Regions from separate parts of the Homo sapiens genome. Here region 1 is linked to region 2. The links are chromatin contacts, found by Hi-C or POLR2A ChIA-PET in ENCODE. All regions are on one chromosome and are shown on one strand. Each heading gives the region's core, a stretch centred on a gene start or an enhancer-like site at or near the end of the contact. The rest is flanking DNA. Distances are from core to core; before and after follow the strand shown. Region 1 overlaps CDC42BPA (CDC42 binding protein kinase alpha). Region 2 has its middle 37 kb from the start of LINC01641.

Region 1 (5,423 bases), core at 984-3,483, 130 kb after region 2:
CAAGAGATTGAGACCATCCTAGCCAACATAGTGAAACCCTGTCTGTACTAAAAATACAAAAATTAGCTGGGCATGGTGGCACATGCCTGTAGTCCCAGCTACCCTGGAGGCTGAGGCAGGAGAATCGCTTGAACCCAGGAGGCAGAGGTTGCAGTAAGCCGAGATCGCGCCACCGCACTCTAGCTTGGCGACAGAGTGAGACTTCGTCTCAAAAAAAAAAAAAAAATGTCTACATCCTTTACTCCTACTTCACTGATCTTATTTTCAAACTTGTGTTTTTCTTTTTGAGGTATTTCTAAGTCCTGTAATCGAGGAGCTCAAAACTGGATAGAGGGAATGGGAAATTTGTGTTAGAATTTATGAGTATATTCTTTGAGCAGATCAGTCTTTTTCTTCTTCAGTTATTTCTCTGTTCTTATGATGGCAATTTATAGTCTTTGTCTTAGGAGTTTAGTTGATTCCTAAAAAACCTATGTAGGTTAAATTCGTTAGTGATACACAGATACTTCTGTGAACACACAGCAAAAGAACACTAACAGAGCAGTGAAGACAAATCACACAAATGATGTAAATGACGCAAAGGATGGATATGATTATTATTTCTTAAAACTAAGGAGCTGCCAGGTGCTATGAGGAGGCATCAGAATACGTGTCAACTATACAACTGCAAAGGTAGCTTTGGTTTAGCAGCGCTTACCCGCTCTTCTGATGTTCAAGTTGATACTTGTAAATGCAAAGAAATGCCGTGTGTGCGTGTGTGTAAATTCTCATAGCTTTTGGAGTACAAGAGGTTTTTGGTTACATGGATGAATTGTATAGTGGTGAAGTCCAAGATTTTAGTACACTCGTCACCTGAGTACTGTACATTTTACCCAATATATAGTTTTTTATCCCTTACCCCCTTTCTTCCTTCTCCCTTCTGAGTCTCCACCTCCATTATACTACTCTGTCTGCCTTTGTGTACCCATAGCTTAGCTCCCACTTATAAGTGAGAACATACGGTATTTGGTTTTCCATTCCTGAGTTACTTCACTTAGAATAATGGCCTCCAGCTCCATCCAAGTTGTTGCAAAAGACATTATTTTGTTCTTTTTATGGCTGAGTAGTATTCCATGGTATGTGTGTATATATATACCATATATTCTTTATCCCTACATTGGTTGATGGGCACTTAGGTTGGTTCCATATCTTTACAATTGTGAATTGTGTTGCAATAAACATATGTGTGCAGGTGTGTTTTTGATGTAATGACTTATTTTCCTTTGAGTAGATACCCAGCAGTGGGATTGCTGGATCAAATGGTAGATATACTTTTAGTTCTTTAAAAAATCTCCATACAGTTTTCCATAGAGGTTGTACTAACTTACGTTCCCAGTAGCAGTCTATAAGTGTTCGCTTTTCACCACATCCACAGCAACATCTGTTGTTTTTGACTTTTTAATAATGAGAGGTGCCTTATATTAAATGAAATTCCTCTTGTAATGAATTTCAACTTCTCCTAGAGAAAATCCCTTGAAAATCTAAAGAACTGACCAGCTCTTCCCTACATGTCTGTTTTAGGGCAAGGTTAAGAGAAGTTTGTTTCAGGGGATTGCTGAACTGTAGGACTCTGAGAAAACTGGTCCGCTTTCTAACTACTCCTGAGTCAGGTTTTCAGAGGACGAGAATGACGTCTTTATTTACTTTAACATTATGACTCTTTACATTCAGATGCATATTGAAAAACACACCCCAAAAGAAATTATTATTGAATTATGTAATACTTTGCTTCCTTGTATGAGAAATCATTCTGTTTAGTTTGTTGACTACTTCTGTTGCTCAAGGTCGTTTTTATTTTCCAGACTGTGGGTCATTTATTTTGTTCATGATTGCATACCTAAAAATTTATCTTGCATTTTATCTAAAGGGAAAAACATCAAAATAGTAGCAAAGCCATAAAAAATTTACATAATAAATCTGTAATCATTTTAGTTTCTAAATTTAATGTCTTTGCTGAGAATCAATAGAATTTAAAGCAGATATTAATCAGTGTATCTAGATAACATTATATATTTACAGCTTAAAATAGGGTTAGGATGAAATATTTATGACAGTTTAGTATATTTTGTTTTCAATTAGGTGTATTACTAAAAAACATGTAAACCATTCCATTTAAAAAAAGAAGTAAAAGGAGATGATGTAATATAACTAGTATTTGGAAATGACAAAGGAATTTTCCCTCCAGCTGTAGAAGTATTTCCTTTGCAACAGTGTTTCTCATTTATGTTTCAGTTCTCAGATATACAAAGATGATTGCTGTGAGAGGGCATTAGTTTTTTAACAGACAATTAAATTCAGTTTTTGAAAACCCTAATTGTTTAGTGTTCGTCAACCCTAAGAATTTTTACATAAAGCTGCTTAAATATTAGTTAAAAAGTCAAGTTTCATTTTCTTTCCAAAATTCTCTGCACATGGCTCAAACTGTATTTGAGTCTGAATTTCTTTTGAAAATCCAGTAAGCTTTATGAAGAAATGCCAAGAAAATGTTTAGTTCAAATTTACTCTTCTTTCATAGAATGACTTTCACTTTAACTGTTTCACTTGATTTCTATTTATGCTACTCTACAGCTGTCCATTTGTGAAAGTTACCAGCCTCTAGAATGTAAAGAGCTATATATGATTCTATTCTAGCATATTGAGGTGAAGTTATAGATGAGCAGTGTGTTTTGTTCAGCTTAGTTTTGATTAATTTTCCTTTTTTATGGATATTGAATTATCTTTATAATTCAGTGAAAAGGCAGTGTTTGAGATATTTCATGTGCTTTCTTCTCTGTAAAGTTCTCAGTTTTTGTCACTGAAACCTATAAGCCACTGAGCGGCTGCTGTCTGTATCTGCTTATGCCAGATAGTCCTTGGCTTTCATTTGCCAGAATGCAGCAAGCTTTTTGTTATATAGCTTCAAATGGCTTTTTTCCTTAAAAGAAGCATGTTTTTGCTGGAGAAGTATGAATCTATATTAACAGTTGATTATAAAGGACAAAACTCTGGGACAGCCAAATGGAAGTGATGCGTAGGGCAAGGTTTAGGGTAAGGGAGTAGAGGGGGAGGATTTCCATGCCCTCCTTAATTTTCTTCTGAGTTTTTAGGTTATAGCACCAACATACTAATGACACTAGCTTGTTTATATACATGTTTAGCCAAATTATGAAAAGTAAAAGAAACTATTTACCTGAGGATATTATTACAAAAAAAATGCCTCAAGTTGAGTAAGGGCAATTATAATAGTGGTTGAATTTCTGGTACTATTTTGTCATAATTTCACTTGTTATTTTTTATGTGTTTGTGTATATTTCTTGGATGTGCTTTAACTGTTGCTTGTCTTCAGTACCTTGGCAATATATATGAATTTGGAATTGTGGCACGACTCTGGGGAGGGAGGTATTCTGGAAAATGCCATATGTGTGAAATTTTTACCTACTACACTGAGAAAGAGAGATTTTTTTTGAGACAGATAAAAAAAAACATTGTATATAGTCACACTGCTTTTTCTCAGTCTGCTTTCTTTTGGTGTATGTATATATTTATGTATGTATATATTATGTATATATATGTATATATATGTATATATGTGTGTGTGTGTGTATATGTATATATACACACACACACACATAAAACAAAATTTGCCATTTTAGCCCCTTTAAAGTGTATTATTTGGTGGTGTCAATTACATTTCAAAATGTATAACATCACCACTATTTCAAAAACCTTTTCATCACCTCAAGCAGAAGCTCTGTATCCATTAACCAACAACTCTACATTCTCTCCTTTCCCCAGTTTGTGGTAACTTCTGATCTACTTTCTGTCTCTCTGAATTTCTACATATTGTAGATATTTTGTATAAGTGGAATCATTTAATATTATTTTGTGTCTGGCATATTTCATTTAGCATGCTATTCGTAAGGTTCATTCATGTGGCATTATGTGTCAGAACTTCATTCCTGTTTATGGCTGAATAATATTCCATTGTATGGCTATACCACATTCTGTTTATCTGTTCATTTGTTGATGGATACTTGCGTTGTTTCCACCTTTTGGTTATTATGAATAATGCTGCAGTGAACATTGGCATACAAGTATCTGTTTGAGTCCCTATTTTTAACTCTTTTGCATATATGCTTAGGAGTGATATTTCTGGGTCATATAGTAATTCTATGTTTAACTTTTTGAGGAACTGCCAAACTGTTTTTCAAAGCAGTGGTACCGTCATACATTCCCACCAGCAATGTATGAAGGTTGAGTTTTGCTACATGCTTGCTAACATTTGGTACTTTCTGTTTTTTGATTAGTCATTTTAGTAGGTATGAAGTGGTAGGTGGTTCATTGTGGCTTTGATCTACTTCCTTAATAATTACTGATAACGAGCAGCTTTTCATGTGCTTATTGGCAATTTGTATATCTTCTTTGGAGAAATGTCTGATTAACCCTTTGCCCACTTTAAAAGATAGACTATTTTTAGAAAAGTTTTAGGTTCACAGTGAAATTGAGCAGAAGGTATAGAAATTTCTTAGATTTCCAGCCTCCCCATATGCATAGTCTCGCCTATTCTTTGTCTATTTAAAAATTGCATTTATCTTTTGTTGTTAGAGTTCTTCATACATTCTGGATATTCTTTGTCATGTATATTATTTACACATATTTTCTCCCATTCTGTAGGTTGCTTTTTCACTTTCTTGATAATGTGCATTAATGATATACAAGTTTTTCATTTTGATGAAATCCAATTTGTCCCTTTTTTTTTTTCTTGTGCTTTTGGTGTGATATTTAAGAACCCATTGCCAAATCCAATGTCATATTGGTTTACCCTTTGCTTTTTTCCAAAAGTTTTTTTTTTTTTTTTTTTGATGTGGGGAGAGTCTCTCTCTGTTTCCCAGGCTGGAGTGCAGTGGCACAATGTCGGCTCTCTGCATCCTCCGCCTCCTGAGTTCAAGCGATTTTCCTGCTTCAGCCTCCCAAGTAGCTGGGATTACAGGCATGTGACACCATGCCCAGCTAATTTTTGTATTTTTAGTAGATGCGGGGTTTCACCATTATGGCCAGGCTGGTCTCGAACTCCTGACCTCAAGTGATCTGCCCACCTCGGCCTCCCAAAGTGCTGGGATTACAAGTGTGAGCCACTATGCCCGGCCTATTTTTTTCCCAAAAGTTTTGTGTTTCACTTCTTATATTTGTTATGAATCCATTTTGAGTTAATTTTTATATATGATTTGAAGTAGGTATCCAACTTCATTCTTTTCCATGTGGAAATTCCAATTGTTCCAGATTTGCCATATAGAAAAGAGATTATTCTTTCTGTATTGAATGGACTCAGCATCGTTGTGGAAGATCAACTGGCCTTAGATGTTTGGATTTTTTTCTAGACTCTCAGTTCTATTCCATTGATCTAT
Region 2 (5,577 bases), core at 2,766-5,265:
TTTCGTTTTGAGACAGGGTCTCACTCTGTTGCCCAGGCTGGAATGCAGTGGTACAGTTACTGCTCACTGCAGCCTTGACCACCCCAGGTTTAGGTGATCCTCCTGCCTCAGCCTCTTGAGTAGCTGGAACTATAGGCCTGCACCACCACACTCAGCTAGTTTTTGTATTTTTTGTACAGACAGGGTTTTGCCATGTTGTCCAGGCTGGTCTTGAACTCCTGGACTCAAGTGATCTGCTCATCTCAGCCTCCCAAAGTGCTGGGATTATAGGTGTGAGCCACCATGCCCGACCCCCACTCCCATTTGTGATTTGTGCAGAATTTCTGCCAGCCCCTCACATGACTCATGAAGGGTGAGAATTTTCCCCTAAAGTCTCCTCCAGAAGCCCACACTAGAATCTACCACACTAACCAAATTTCATCATGTGATGTTTCACAAGAAATTAGAATGAGTTATATCCATGCTTGCAGGCAGAGAGTGGGTCCAGTTTGGAGAATCTGACCCCAGTGACAAGTCCAGCTCCTCGGGGATTTTTTTTTTAATTTTTAATTTTTAGTTTTTTGTAGAGATGGGGTCTCACTATGTTGTCCAGGCTGATCTCAAACTCCTGGCATCAAATGATCCTCCCACCTTGGGCTCCCAAAGTGCTGGGATTACAGGCATGAGCCACCATGCCCAGCCCTCCTTAGGGATCTTGATAAAAGATATTAATGGAAAACTGGATTAAGATCTAACATACTTATATATTCTTCCAGGCTCCCTGAAGCTCCATAAGTCTTTGATTCTGTGTCTTCTTGGCTGTAGCACAGTCTAAGAGTCAGAATTTTTGCCATTCTCCAGGCAGTGTAATGTTTGTACTGTGTGTGTGTGTGTGTGTGTGTGTGTGTGTGTGTGTGTGTGTGTTCTGTGAGCTGCCACGGCCACCGCTGCAGGCTGCAGCTGGTGTTGATGGTGCAGAAGCGCTGAGTCACTGGCTGTTTAGCGACCCTTACATCACGTTCCATTGTCCTTTCTTCCTTTCTAGGCTTTGAGAGCCCTTTCAGTGTTTTCATTTTGTTTTGTTTTTGCCCAGGGCCTCTCCCTGGTAGGAAATCAGGGTGTAAAAACTGAGAGGGTGCTGGGGCTCCCGAACAAAGCTGTGCAGAAGGACAGTGGATCCCTGCAGGCTGCTGAGGACACCCAGCAACCCAGATTCACGTGCTGGAAGCACACGAGGGCCCTGGGCCAGCCCCAGCGAGGCCCCGGAGCCCCAGGGTGGGCTCTGACTGACATTTTTCTGCAGCTCTCCCTGCTGTGCTGGTTTCAACTAGAGCTGATGAGTTTAACAATCTCTTTATAAGTTCTGAATCCAACGTTCTTCGTGCCCATTTTAGCACAAGTGTAACAGGTGGTGCTAATTATCAGTGTGACATAAATTCTTGGAGAGGTAGCCTCTGGAGAGGGCTATACAGATTTTTTTAAATGACTATTTTGACCCAACGAGCTTGTCACTTTATTACAGTTGTTTTGTTATTAAAAAATACCTATTTATTATGGAAACATTGGGGAAAAAACAAAACATCATAAAGGATGAAGTAAAGGTTATTCGTATTCCACCACCCAGAGATGATCACATTTTGATATATAATCTTCTAATATTTTTTCTAAATATGGATTGATATGCACGTACGTTTTACATAATTGGGCCCACATTGAGCATTTTATTTAAACTGAAAAATATGCTGTGAATATACTCTTACGTCATTGAGCCATATTCTAGAAGTGCTGCAAATTAATGCAGTATGAGCAGAGAGATAAGATGCATCTTGGATTGTTTTATTTGCTGTCAGTTCATTTCTATTTGTAGGATCTTTCTCTTGCCAGAATAGCCTCATTTACAAGTCCTGTCCCTTCCTTCCACCCCTGCAAGGGAGCTAAAGCATTTTCTCAGGTAATCATCCCACACTATCTCTGCATTTTTTTTTTTTTTTGGTATATAAACTATTTATTAACAGACAAGGCCTACAGACTTATTCCTTCTTGGACACACCCGTAGTACAGCCATGGCAGCCAGTGGTCTTGCTGTGCTGGCCTCAAGACACGAAGGCCCCAGAGGTGGCGCAGCCCTCTATGGGCCTGAAACTTCTTCAATCACTCCAGGTGGTCACAGAACTTGTTGTCCATTGGCTGGGATCTGGCTGTATTTTCCAGACTTTACATCCTTCTGTCTGTTCAAGAACCAGTCCGGGATCTTGTACTGGCATGGATCCTGTATAATGGTGATCACACGTTCCACCTCATCCTCAGTGAGTTCTCCTGCCCTCTTGGTGTGGTCAAAGTCTGCTTTCCTCAACACCGCATGAGCATATCTTCGACCCACAGCCTAAATGGCAGTGATGGCAAAGGCTTTTTTTCCACCGCCCACCGATGCTGGTGTTGAGTACTCGCAGAATATGCTGGAACTCTTCAGGGATCACTAGAGACATGGTGGCCACAGAGGTGGCAGCATGTAGGCCTCCTGTGGAGGAGAATCTCTGCTTTTTTAAAAATGCTTTCTGGGAAGCCCTAGGACCAGCTAAGATCTATCTGGATCAGTAGTTCTCAATCTTGAGCTCACATCAGAATCTCCTGGAAGGCTTGTCAAAGGAGATTGCTGGGCTTCACCCCTGGAGTTTCAGTAGGGCTGGGGTGGTAGACAAGTTCCCAGGCAAATGTTACTCATGTTGGTTTTCTACTGAGAACCACTGATTTGGGGGAATGGATGAACAATTTGCTTCCTCCAAGCCCTCTCCCAGCGTTCCTTGGCTACTTGTCTTTTTCCCTTAGAGCATTTATTTTGTCTCTAAATTCTTTGCTTGTAACCACTCCCTATGCTGTCTTCTCGTGGTGTCACTCATGCATACAAAGGACAGAAATATTTTCTTAATGGAGGGCTGGAATCCAAAGGGTTCAAGGAGCCCCCTAGTATCCGTGAGAGTAGAAACCAGGGTGATTCGTCCTTCCCTGTCACAGCAGCACAGTCTCCTGAAGAGCTGGCTCAAAAGGAAATGCACAGATGCCCGGACTATTTGTTAAAGGAAATGGCACATTATCCTCTTCCCAACATCTGGTCATTCCTGAAAGACAGTCAAGCCCCGATAATACTGTTGACTCACTCGAAGCCTGTGTCTTCTTTCCCGAGGGAGGTGGAGACGAACCAAGGAGGATAGAATCTATTTTTGTGTCGGCCCAAGGGGACGCCTTGGGGAGGGGACGAAGGGTCACCCACATTGCTGTTCTGTTCTGGGAGCCAGGAATGCATACTTCCTTCCTGTCCAGCCCTGAGCAACAGTCTCTTTCTCAAGTCTCAGATCTTCCACAGAGAGCTGGAAAGATTTTTAAATGCCATGGTGGGCTGGAATGGCTGGACACCAGCATAGATGGACTGATGAAATGGGAAGAGATTTGGCAGGACGCAGGGTGTTGAGGTTGCAGCAAAGGCAAGAGAGCTGTGTTGGGTTGAGTGACTGTCACACTGTGCAGTCAGGGCTCAGAGGCTGCATCTGGCTGCCTCTTCATTAGGAAATGCGTGTGTTTTTTTTTTCATCTCTAAGGCATCTTCTAGGGGCTAAACATGGAGAAAGAATAAGAGGGGTGTGAGTAGGGTGTCTGGTTAATTAACCTGGAGGACTTGCCCAGGTTGACTTTGCACAGGTAAGGAGAAGTAATACCCTGAAATCCACCTGGAGATCCAGGGGGACCCCCTCCAGCATCTCAACCAGTTGGATTAAGTGAAGCTGAGTTCTGAGAGAAGGAAGTTTCATTCTCATTAAACTAATAGAGGGCCTCCTGGACTAGGGAGGGGATGGGGAGAGGTGGGGAGAGGTGGGGAGGGCACCTCTGCCTTTGGAGCTAAGGGCATTTATTGTGCCAGGCCTTTGTTTTGTTCCAGCCAGGGCACTCTGGCGAAGGCATCCTGGGAATTTGGCCTGCAAACAGAAAGGGCATTTCCTTGTGTGGGTTTCCTGTTTAGGTCTGCGTAGAAACCCAAAGGATCGCTTGGCCTCATAAATCCTCTAGACATTACTGGTGTAGATGCTCTGGCTGGATGCCATGGGAAAATCGCACAGAAATAGAAGAAGGGAGGAAAGCACATTTACTCCCAGGATGCTGGGTGGGTTTCAGGCTCCCTGCCTTCAGATCTGTAAACAGAGGAGGTTGGGCTAGAGGGGATGATCATTCAGGTCCCCTCCAGCTTTGACAATCTCAGGTTCCATTTCCCTCTCAAGGGTCAGCGGGAGCTGGCACTGTGAAGCTCAGGCATGGGAGTCAGCTGAGCAGCTCACCAAACAGAAGCATGAAGAAAATTTCAACCAAAAAATTAGAAAGTTGCCTTGGAATATCCTTTAGGCTCCTTCACAGAAAGAAGGTGCTTCTGAACTCTGGTATTTCCCAGACTTTCCTAGACGCTTAGCGTATCCCAAAAATGACAGCTACCAGGGTCAGGAGTATTGTGGAGTCTCGTGGATGGGTTTTGGCACAAAGCAAGTTTGCAGAGCTGGCAGTGAATAAGGTGTTTATTAGGAGACATCACCCATTTCAGGTTTCTTTTTTTACTTCCAGTTTCCCTCAATTTCTGTATATGTCAAATTGCAGTTTGGCATTCACACTTGTTGGTTTAATGGAAGAGGCATGTTTTCATTCTTAATCTGTGGATGAATTCAGATTCTGCGCAGACTGCACTTGGAGATTGACCAGACTTTAGGTCAGTTGGGAAAGTCATGGGGCAAAAACAGGATTTCTTATGGAGATTTCCTGTGTCAACCCAAGCTTTGTTCCAGTAAGAACATGCTCATCATCTTCAACGATGCCTCTTGTGTTACCTTATTTTCTCATTTATCCTTATTTGCATCATTTAGAAAATGTGTTATATAGAACTGTCTTTTTTGGGAGGCAAATAATGAAATGATATTGAGTAACATTAAATTAATTGCTTGTAGTCAGACAATGCAGCGTTCTAGTAAATTAATTGGATATTTTACTTAAGCAGGGGTAGACCCACTTATGAAGCAATATTTCTCAAGACAAGATTGCCCCCTTAGAATTCAGCATGGCTCTATCCTCAGTTCTCTCGGGTGCGAATCGTGGCATTTGTCTGTGAACCTCATACCCTCAAACATGTCCTTACAGATAAACACATCCACAAAGGAAAATCACTTCCAAGGTCCCATTCTGTTATTTCTTTTCCAAATTTTGCTTTTGTGTGTCTGAAATACATTCTTCTTTTCCTCCCACCAACTCTGAGCTGTTTCTTCAATAATGAAGTAGGTGGAAGAAGAAGGAACATGATAGGAAGTTCTAAGCTTTCTGGGTCCGTGCTCCTTAGAACACTAATCCTGAGAAATGTGCTTTAAAAGGGAGTCCTGTGGTCACACAGGGGTTGGGAAATGCATGTTTGCACTCTGCTGTGTTAAAAGCTCTGAAAATTCATGCAATAAAGAAATATGTTTGACTTTAGCTCAGCATTTCCCAAACTTATCTGATCAAGAAAATATCTTTTTATATTATGTGTATAGCAGATATTAACAAATGGAGGAATAAGTGTTCTATGTGACACTT

The links. A loop is a pair of places that touch in the nucleus more often than their neighbours do. ChIA-PET counts read pairs that join two places held with the same protein, here RNA polymerase II (POLR2A). Pooled maps may share reads with other maps.
Region 1: a loop to region 2 is called in a map of endothelial cell of umbilical vein, with 6 times the contacts of the local background. The contact joins two enhancer-like sites. A Hi-C loop is called at or near these places in 2 of 168 maps with a recorded cell type or tissue (PC-3 and endothelial cell of umbilical vein), 1 of 37 single-sample maps with no recorded cell type and 2 of 50 pooled maps. POLR2A ChIA-PET finds 5 or more read pairs at or near these places in 5 of 52 experiments (BJ, MCF 10A, PC-9 and 2 more).

The regions. Positions count from the first base shown.
Region 1 is chr1:227,296,166-227,301,588 of GRCh38, reverse strand. The region is part of intron 1 of CDC42BPA (CDC42 binding protein kinase alpha); the gene reads left to right. Among named protein-coding and RNA genes, the nearest start is that of CDC42BPA, 20 kb to the left of the region's middle. Within about 2 kb of position 2,233, at least 2 of the 41 ENCODE cell types and tissues checked have a DNase peak (open chromatin) inside an H3K27ac peak, as active enhancers do; they include PC-9 and endothelial cell of umbilical vein, where a contact is called at or near this core.
Region 2 is chr1:227,427,414-227,432,990 of GRCh38, reverse strand. It overlaps the pseudogene RPS18P3. Among named protein-coding and RNA genes, the nearest start is that of LINC01641, 37 kb to the right of the region's middle. Within about 2 kb of position 4,015, at least 13 of the 41 ENCODE cell types and tissues checked have a DNase peak (open chromatin) inside an H3K27ac peak, as active enhancers do; they include PC-9 and endothelial cell of umbilical vein, where a contact is called at or near this core.